Regions from separate parts of the Mus musculus genome. Here region 2 is linked to region 1. The links are chromatin loops, found by intact Hi-C in ENCODE. Cell type or tissue: heart. All regions are shown on one strand. Each heading gives the region's core, and the rest is flanking DNA. Links, peaks and the distances in the headings are about the cores only. Region 1 holds the start of Trappc13 (trafficking protein particle complex 13). Region 2 holds the start of Nln (neurolysin (metallopeptidase M3 family)).

Region 1 (4,391 bases), core at 68-4,067:
AAAGAAACTTAAATGTGGTATAATTCATAGGGAAAAAAAAGAGATAAATACCTGCTAAATGTTAAAGAAAACTTTATATTAAGATTTCAGTCTAACTCATTAGAGAACAAAGAATAACTACATCAAGATATTTTTTTCAAAAAGTTGTTAAAGTTTTGTATTAATAGAAGTATAGGAAAACAATTTCACTGACTAATACAAAAAGTCTATTGACTAATAATAGCATTCATGGACACAATTTAGCAGTACTTATGGAACTTACTCTAAACTGCGTCATACATACATGACAGGATCCAAGTGCTTTCTTCTTTGTTGCTATTGCTGTTTCTGCCACTGGGAAATCTCAGGTTCCTGCACATAGCAGGTAAATGGTCTACTAGTGAATAACATCCAGCCCACATATGACAAAACCAGTGTGTAACTCTTTAAAGCACTATTTGTATCATTAATTAAAAACAAGGAAAGATACATATAAATACTAAATTGAAAGGGAAATTATAGTGCATTCATATGCCATAACTACAACCGTTATGTTTTTCATGTACATATGCAGAATACTTTATGAGTAAAGTAAAACGAAGTGTTAAGGAGAATTAGACATGATATTCCAATTATAGGAAAAGAATGACAAAATATTCTGCAAGTATTCCCATTTGGCAAAAACACAATTCAAAATATTAAATCTCAATAAGCACAAAATATGCTTAATGAGGGCTTCTCTAAATTTCATTAATATAAAAAGTTAACTGATTCAACACCAATAAAATACGACTGATAATACATCGTAGGCATATATTCCTCAAAAGCAGACCTTTGCTATAGAGAGAGACAGAGACAGAAAGAGATATCTACCATTTAACGAGTTAAAAGAATGTCCAACCAGACTTGGGTTCACTGTTATAAATCCAAGTGTCCATTAAAATTACTTCTGGGAATTAAAAAAATGTCCTGTCGTCAACACACTCAGAAAGAGTTGTTGTTTAATCTCTTGGCAACAGATAATCTTTCCGAGTGACTCCCTAAAACGCCTGCCCCTTTTAGATCTAGGTTACAGTGGGTGAGGAAAATGATCTTCACACTTGCACTTAATTTTTAGTAAATGTAGCTCGTAAATAAGTAGACGGTAGAATCTTCTAACCAGAGAGTTATAAACTCCATACATCTAGTGTTAAAGCCCAAATGTGCTGCAGTTGGAGAGTTCAGAAGTTTCCAGTCTCTACTGTTCAGGGCAATGTTGAATGGCAGACGTTGACAACCAGTAAACTCTGAGCCCTTAGCACATACTGTATTAACTTAAACCTAGGGTTCCTCCCATGTAAAATGCGATTTAACATCTACCTTTTAAGTAGATATTTGCGAGCTGAACCATCTACGACAGTACTTGTCTATTGCAATAAGTGTTTAATACAACCAAGTCAAGTAAGTAACGCCTGTTGAGGCATCACTAGAAACAGAAGACTAGGGGAAAGACCAAATAAATCCAGGTCAACTTTCACGCGATGCTTTTCACAAACAGCCCCACGGACAACGTTGACACTTGAGGTAGAAGACCAGGCAACTTCAGCTCCGCGGGGCAAGGACCGCGGAAGGGCGGAAAGGCTTGTAACGCCCACCAGAGGCCGCGCATCCCACCCGGCCAAGCCTGGGCCACACAGTCGCGGCCAGGTCTCCAGGACGAACCGAAGGGAGGCCGCAGGTGGAGAACAGAGCACGCAAGTTCCCTCACCTTCACCACAGCCGTCCCCCGGCTGCCCTGCCGCCCACTGTCTACTCCGGCTCCGGGCTTGTTTACAGCGAGGGCAGCCATCCTGGATGGAGCCGCGCCACAGCTGCAGGAGAGCCTTTTACTGAGAGGAGGGGTTGAGCGTCCTACCCAGAAGCCTCGGCGCATGCCGCCCTCACGCATGCGCAGGATAGATGGCGAGCCGTTCGGTCCCTTCTGACCTTTTCTCTCCCGTCAGTCATTGGCTGTACGGCTTGCGCGTGCGCACTGTTTTTCATGAAAGCATCTGCGAGTAATGGAGAGGAGAAATTTTTTTTTTTTAAGTATGGAACATAAATAAAATTTTATGGTGAAAATGACATTCCTGTAACAATATTTTTTCTCTAGAACTGAAACGAATCAGAATAAAGGACTGAGCTACATGCCACCTGCCCCGCGTACACTGCGAAATTTGTATATGATGAACTACAAATCCCAGCATGCCATGACAGTAGCGCCCTCCCCCACCCCCACCGGGCAATGAAAGCTTTTGGGAAGCCGCGAATTGTCAGCAAGAAGTGGATCGTTGTAGTCAGCCTTAGTGGTTGAGGCAAGTGTGTGCTTCTGAGCTAAGGAATGGCCATGGTACAAAGATTTCACTGGGGCCGTAAAGGATTTAGTGACAAGAGAATTTAAGTCCTCACGAGCAGAAAGAAGTCGGGCGTGCGTTTGAAGCCCGATCTTCCGGGACCTGTGCTTTGCACTTTCCTTCCAGACCCGGTGAAACTTCAGCCTGCGTAGGCTGAGGTCAGAAGTGCCCGCCAAGATGGAAGTGAATCCCCCCAAACAGGAGCACCTGCTGGCGCTAAAAGGTAAACTTGCTAACCTGAGACTCCTCACTCTGTTGTTTGCCTGTACCCTCATTGTGCGAAGGATCCCCGAAGTAGGCCTTGTCCCTAACCCCGGCAACTCGCCTTCCTGCTCTTCCTGGAATGAAATGCGAACCCAAGCTCTGAGAGGTCTCTGCTACCGCAGCCACCACGTTTTGTCCACTGAAGCTCACGCGCCTCGACCCTGCCGCAGAGATCTCTGTGAACCAGCATAAATTTCAGCTGGCATTTGATATGTTTTTTTCAAAAATTGCTCCTAAATCTGTCCATGGCGCAGGGATGAAGTTACCAGAATTTAACTTATCTGTAGATAGTGTAGCACGATAATACCAAGGATTTGAAATAAGTGGAACTACACCTAATACTTCTTAGATTTGTTGAAATATACTACAAATTAATTCATACTGTAGTATCATGTTTGTGGGAAAATTGACTAGACTATCTTAACAACTTTAACTGTCTATACGCAGAAGTTTTGAATACGTTTTAATGATTTAATTTGATCAGAAAAAAAAAGATAAGAGGTCAGATTTTCCTTGAATTTGCTTATCGATAACCTTTTATTTAAAAACATTTTCAGCCTCTTTTTTATGTTTGCTACTGCCACAATGCACTTTCTTGCTTTTGGGATGTGCATTTATAAAGTTAACAGTGACTTCAACTGATAGGGAGAAATGGTTACAAGACATTTAAACTAGATTGAATTGCACTTAACCTTCTTTAAGGCATCCCTTTTGATATACTCCACATTCCTCCCTCATTCTCTGTGAGCTCCATACACATCTTGCATTCCAGAAGCTCGCCAGTTCCATTCCTAACCTACAATCCTGTTTTGATGTCTGCAGTTAATATGACTGTCTATGAATGTGGAACTAAGAAGGTTTGCAATATTTATCAATACAACAATGAGACCTGTAGACTTCCACACGATCTAGACTAAAATAGATTATATGTGTTTGAAAGGAACTTACTGGATATTCATTATCTCCGTCTTACATCTAGTGTGTGGGCTTAAAAGATAACTTATCTTTTAAGGTCTAGCAGCTTTTCCAAGATAACATGTCTAGTAAGAGATCAGGGCAATAATTCAAAAATCATCTTTCTAAGGTATTGTTGCCTCCTAGAAAATGAAACAGCTCTTTCATGGATCGTTATGATTTCTATATGAACTTAAAACAATTATATGAGCTGCTAAGTGTGATTTCACACAACTTAGAAGCTACCAAAAATCTCAGTGGTAGGGAGTTGTATTTGTTATTATTCTTCATTTGTAGAAAGAGAAGACACTTAGTGACTTGACCTTAAACTCTCAGTGTGGCTGAGAATGACCAAGTGTCCCCGGCCCCCTCGCCTCCACCTTCCAGATGCTCAGATCACAGATGAGCACCATTATACCCAGTTTATGGTATGCTGGGATTTGAACCCAGGGCTTTGTGCATGCTAGGCAAGCACTCTACTGACTGAGCTACATCCTCACTCCCTTTTGTTTTTCTTGAAACTACATTTGACCTAAAAAGAGCTCTCAAAATTTCACTTGTTTCTTTAGTATATCACTGAATATGTTCAGACAACAATAAAAGAATTCTTGATGTCCTTCTTTACACTGAAAAGGGGTAAAGAAAACAAAAATAAGCTCATTAATTCCTCATCCTTGATTGTAAGCCAGAAAAGGTCAAGAAGTGATCATTCTCAAGTACTTAAAGACTATGTCATCACATATTAAGTCTATACTAAAACTTAATCTTAGGAAAAATATGGTTATTTTAAGGCTGTAAAATGATTCATTATACAGTTACCTC
Region 2 (4,391 bases), core at 187-4,186, 69 kb after region 1:
AGCATGTCGACAAAGGAAGTATACAGAATTAATAGATGATCCCCTCTATAGGAGAGGCAGCTCGGAGAAGGGAATTCCAACCTGCCTGCTATTTATTAAGCTCTCCCCAGTGTGCTCCCATTGTGATAATTAAGTCTGCAGACCACAAGGAAGCTAGGCTCACTGAACTTTCACCAGCCTGTCTATATCGTTTTGCCTTCTTATGGCTATACCGAGTTAAAATTTTATAATGCATAAACATGAAGTGATGGCGTCAAGGAAATGCCATGGTGCTCCTCCAGTCCTGCTTAGCTTTACTGAATCCAAGATTTAAAGCTCACGGAAAACAAGGGCGAAATTCTCTCATCCTCCAAAGCACCGTTTGCTAGAGTTCGGTAACAGTACTAATTAATTACTGAGTTGTTTTGTTTTTAACACGGTGCTATTGCCATGACTAAGGTATTTTCGTATGTTCAGAATGAGATTCTTTGCTATTAGGAAAATAGGGGGAAATCTTTGAAGTATAGATTTGAATGTAAACATCAGCTTTGTTACATGGTAGCCGTTCTGCTGCTTAAACAATCTAATTTCCTAGTCTGTTCATTGGGGATAATGTTCCCATGATGAAAAACTTCCCTAAAATATGAATGACATACTTCTGACAGTAATTTTTCAGTAGACAAATAGTCCTATTTCCTATTAGTTAAAACAAACCTCAAAAAATGGAAATAACATATCTAGTTAAGCCTCTCAACAAAATATTCTGATTTTGTTATTAAAAACCATAAGCTTTGGATTGTAGCTATTTTAGTATTTCTTTACAAAATTAGGACACAAACAATAGGTGCCTACCTTCCAAACTTTCTTGTTCATCAGAAGTATATGCATCCATCTGACTTTGTTCCCGCAAGAAACGAATAACTGCATAAACTAGGGGCTTCACAGATGACATTTTAGACGCTTAAATATCTCCTTGATTAAAAAAGAAGAAGAAAATAACAAGGGTCATCCACCAAGTTCAAAGCAATAAAAGCAAAAATATTCATTACCTTGATTACTTTTCTCTCTTTAAAGGGTCCAGAAAGCACAAGTGGTTATAGTCATGTATTCCACATGCTCATTCAGACCCAGCACTATTCAACTATGTTAAAGCTTGCATCAGTAAAAAAATAAAAATAACAAAGACAGATTTTCAAAACATGTGTAGCAACGCCTAGAGCTCACCGTGTCTTAACAGCATATATGATACAGATACAAGAAAGTATAGGAGTGCAGACATATGGAGAATCACCCTTGAAAGGCCTCGCTTCTAAGTTGAGGGAGATCTCGTACTGCTGACTCAGAATGTGAGCCATAGTGAGAGCATCTTCCTTTATTCCAAGAGATTTTTTTTAATGTATTAATCATTTATACTCTACTACTTTTGTAGGTTAAGAGTCACTTGCTGACGACAAGGCTCTGTGGAAAGGTTATTCAACCATTGAGTGTTATTGTTAAAACCCGGCGTTTCTATTTAATCAGTACACTGGTCAGAAATCACCGTCTAACCCGATAGATAGTACAAACCGATCTGCCCCTGCCTGCAGTAGCTGTGCTCTCGTGGACAAGCTGGAAGCTCCTGGCCGCGTTCATTCACATGGAATACTATGCATCCAAACAGTGGCGCAGGGCCAGGTGGCATTAATGGCTTATTTCCACTAAATCGTATCAGCAATCTGCTCCCCGGGATCCCTAATTCACAGCCAGGGTGTGGTACCCGCTTCTAGGATGTTTATTAGCTTTGTACTTCTTTTAAAGGCGAATCTACTCCCTAGGCCAGAGAGGTTATTTCACTCTCTGACTAAGGACCCGGGGCAGAAGAGGGAAACAGAATGGGGGTGGGGAGAGCTGTCCAACCTCCTCCAAGCTTCCCCTCCTACATCTCCAATCACATCCACCTCCCACCCCCATGGTTCCCTCCCCGTTGTACCCCGGCTTTGCCTCAGCCCAGACAGTGTTTGCAGGGGGTGCGCGGTGCAGGCCTCCATCTGGGGCTGCGGGAGACGCACCCTTTCCAGAGAGAAGCCCCTTACCACGAGAGGACACGAGATGACGGCTGCGGGCCCGGGGGCGTCGGGAAGCGGGTCCGCCTGTCCCCGCGGTCCTCGGGGCTTGAGCGGTGTTCTGGATCGCAGAGGGGGCCACGGCTCCCAAACTTCCCCCGCTCCAATGCTGCCGCCGCCGCCGCCCCCTCAGCCCACCCGGCTGCTCGCAAGGCTCTCGGACGACAGTGCTTGCTGGATCCGCCCCAGGGGCGGAGCAGGGCACGGAGGGGTGGGGTGGAGGCGGGGCAGAGAGAGGGGCGGGGCGATGGACTCGGGGCGGGGACGGAGCCGGATGCGGGGCGGGGCTAGGGGCGGGGCCACGGCGTAGGCGTGGGCCTGCAGCACGTGGGAGGGCGCTGGCTAGCGGCCTCAGTCTCGAGATCTGGTCTGCTCCGCTCTGCCCGCTCTCGGCTTCCGGGCTCGCAGACTCCACCGCCCGCCTCCTGCACCTACCAAGCCGGAGGACCACGCGCCAGCTGCTGCCGGCCTCCCGGCCTGCCCATGATCACCCTGTGCCTTTCGGCTCTGCGAGGCCTCCACAGGTACTCTAGTGGGCGGGTTAACCTTGACCGTGGGCAAGGGTGGGGTCGTCTGTCGACGACAGCCGTGGGGCCTGGTGCAGCCCTACTACACCCACCCAGGATGCCTCTGGGACTGTTCTTTCCCTCTGCCTGCTTGATGGACTCTGTAGGGACACCTGGTGCAGCAACCTGGGGCCACCTTTCCCTTGCCGCTTCCCCCAGGAGGCCGTCCTTTCCCCTTTGTTTGGGATTGCTTCAGCCGCAGTCTGTGAGAATTGTTGGGTTCACAGACCCAACCCAAAATAAATACGGAAGGATAGACCGACGCGCCCTTCAGACCTGCGGACCTGATACAGAGAGTGCCGCAGCTGTGGACTCCAGAAAGCAAGCATTTTCGTACGCACCTCATGCACTTGTTAGCGGTCCAGGCGTTTAATATACACCCGAGACCGCTTTGGTTTTCATACTTATTTCCGTCCTTGCTTTCTAACTTCATTTTTATATCCCTCCTTCCTTAAAACATTCGATCTCTTAACCTGGCAAATTGACTTGGTCCAGAATTGTTGCTTGGACACGGTTTGAATTGCTTCCTAGCGCTCTAACCACACCCCTCTGCAACAGACCAGTAGCAAAATGGTGAGAGAATTAAATTCTTTGCACGGATATGCCGGGTTTTCGGGAACAAAGCCGCCACCACCTCCCATTGCCAAATCTGCCTTACACTGAAATTTCATGTGAAAGTTCAACGGGGAAAAAAGAACTTTGTGGGGTTTGTAGATGTGCACACAACTATTTCAACCATCAGCATTTCTGCTTTTCGTCATTTTCTATTGTGCTTTGCCACTCATCTGCGTGGATCACTGTGTTCCTTAGCCCTTGTGCACCCAGGGGACAATAGTGATTCTTCAGAGTTCACCTGATGACTGTGACCATTATTTGAGCAAGGTTTGTTGTTTTCTGGTCTCCAGGCTGGAAGTGGTAAAGCTGTCAAATGAAGTTCTTTTTTCCATTTAATGGAAAGCAAGAAGAGAGAATAAATTTCCATTATAACGCTGCTAGCTCTCTTTTCTAACTTTTTAATATTAAGACCCCTTTACCTTTAAAAATTGCTGAAAACCTAGGAACATTAATTTTGTTGTTGTCGATTATATCTACCGATAGTTAACCATATACAATTAAAACTGGGACATTCGGGCTGGAGAGATGGCTCAGTGGGTAAGAGCACCCGACTGCTCTTCCGAAGGTCCAGAGTTCAAATCCCAGCAACCACATGGTGGCTCACAACCATCCTTAACGAGATCTGACTCCCTCTTCTGGAGTGTCTGAGGACAGCTACAGTGTACTTACATATAATAATAAATAAATAAATCTTTAAAAAAAAAACTGGGACATTCATAAAGATTAATGTTTATCAAGTAGTAATAAATATATGCGTATTTTTCCATTTATCTTGTCAGTGGATGCTGGAGTGACTTAATACAAAATGGCTTGATTACTACACATACCTGTACATTTAAGCTGTTTCTCCATTTTATTTTGATTTAAGAAGGAAAACCTTACTTCACATTCATATATAGGTAGAAAGAGAAGAATTTTTTTAAGCTTTATTTATTTTATTTATATGAGTATACTGTAGCTGTCTTCAGACACACCAGAAGAGGGCATCAGATCCCGCTACAGATGGTTGTGAACCATCATGTGGTTGCTGGGAATTGAACTCAGGACCTCTGGAAGAGCAGTGAGTGCTCTTAACCACTGAGCCATCTCTCCAGCCCAAGAGAAGAATATTTTAATAGCTTTCTAAAGT

What was found. Peaks named below come from ENCODE experiments on the same cell type or tissue, not always from the same donor. Only the 100,000 strongest peaks of a DNase experiment are listed, where the experiment ranks them.
Region 2: a loop joins it to region 1, with 8 times the contacts of the local background. A loop is called at or near these places in 1 of 42 quality-filtered maps.

What each region holds. Positions count from the first base shown.
Region 1 is chr13:104,176,297-104,180,687 of GRCm38, reverse strand. It overlaps Trappc13 (trafficking protein particle complex 13), which reads left to right and starts at 2,222. Exons shown (of 13, transcript NM_001093759.1): 1 at 2,222-2,574. The coding sequence starts at 2,529. Shld3 (shieldin complex subunit 3) reads left to right here and starts at 2,229. Exons shown (of 2, transcript NM_001365338.1): 1 at 2,229-2,574. Trim23 (tripartite motif-containing 23) reads right to left here and starts at 1,849. Exons shown (of 11, transcript NM_001361538.1): 1 at 1,727-1,849. The coding sequence starts at 1,807. In heart, for the core only: a CTCF peak has its summit at 1,628; a DNase peak (open chromatin) is centred at 1,907; H3K4me3 peaks cover 3,331 bases; H3K27ac peaks cover 2,025 bases.
Region 2 is chr13:104,107,630-104,112,020 of GRCm38, reverse strand. Nln (neurolysin (metallopeptidase M3 family)) reads left to right here and starts at 2,407. Exons shown (of 13, transcript NM_029447.2): 1 at 2,407-2,605. The coding sequence starts at 2,565. It overlaps Sgtb (small glutamine-rich tetratricopeptide repeat (TPR)-containing, beta), which reads right to left and starts at 2,280. Exons shown (of 11, transcript NM_144838.2): 1 at 2,052-2,280; 2 at 832-951. The coding sequence starts at 931. In heart, for the core only: no CTCF peak of the experiment used is centred there; a DNase peak (open chromatin) is centred at 2,510; H3K4me3 peaks cover 2,228 bases; H3K27ac peaks cover 1,600 bases.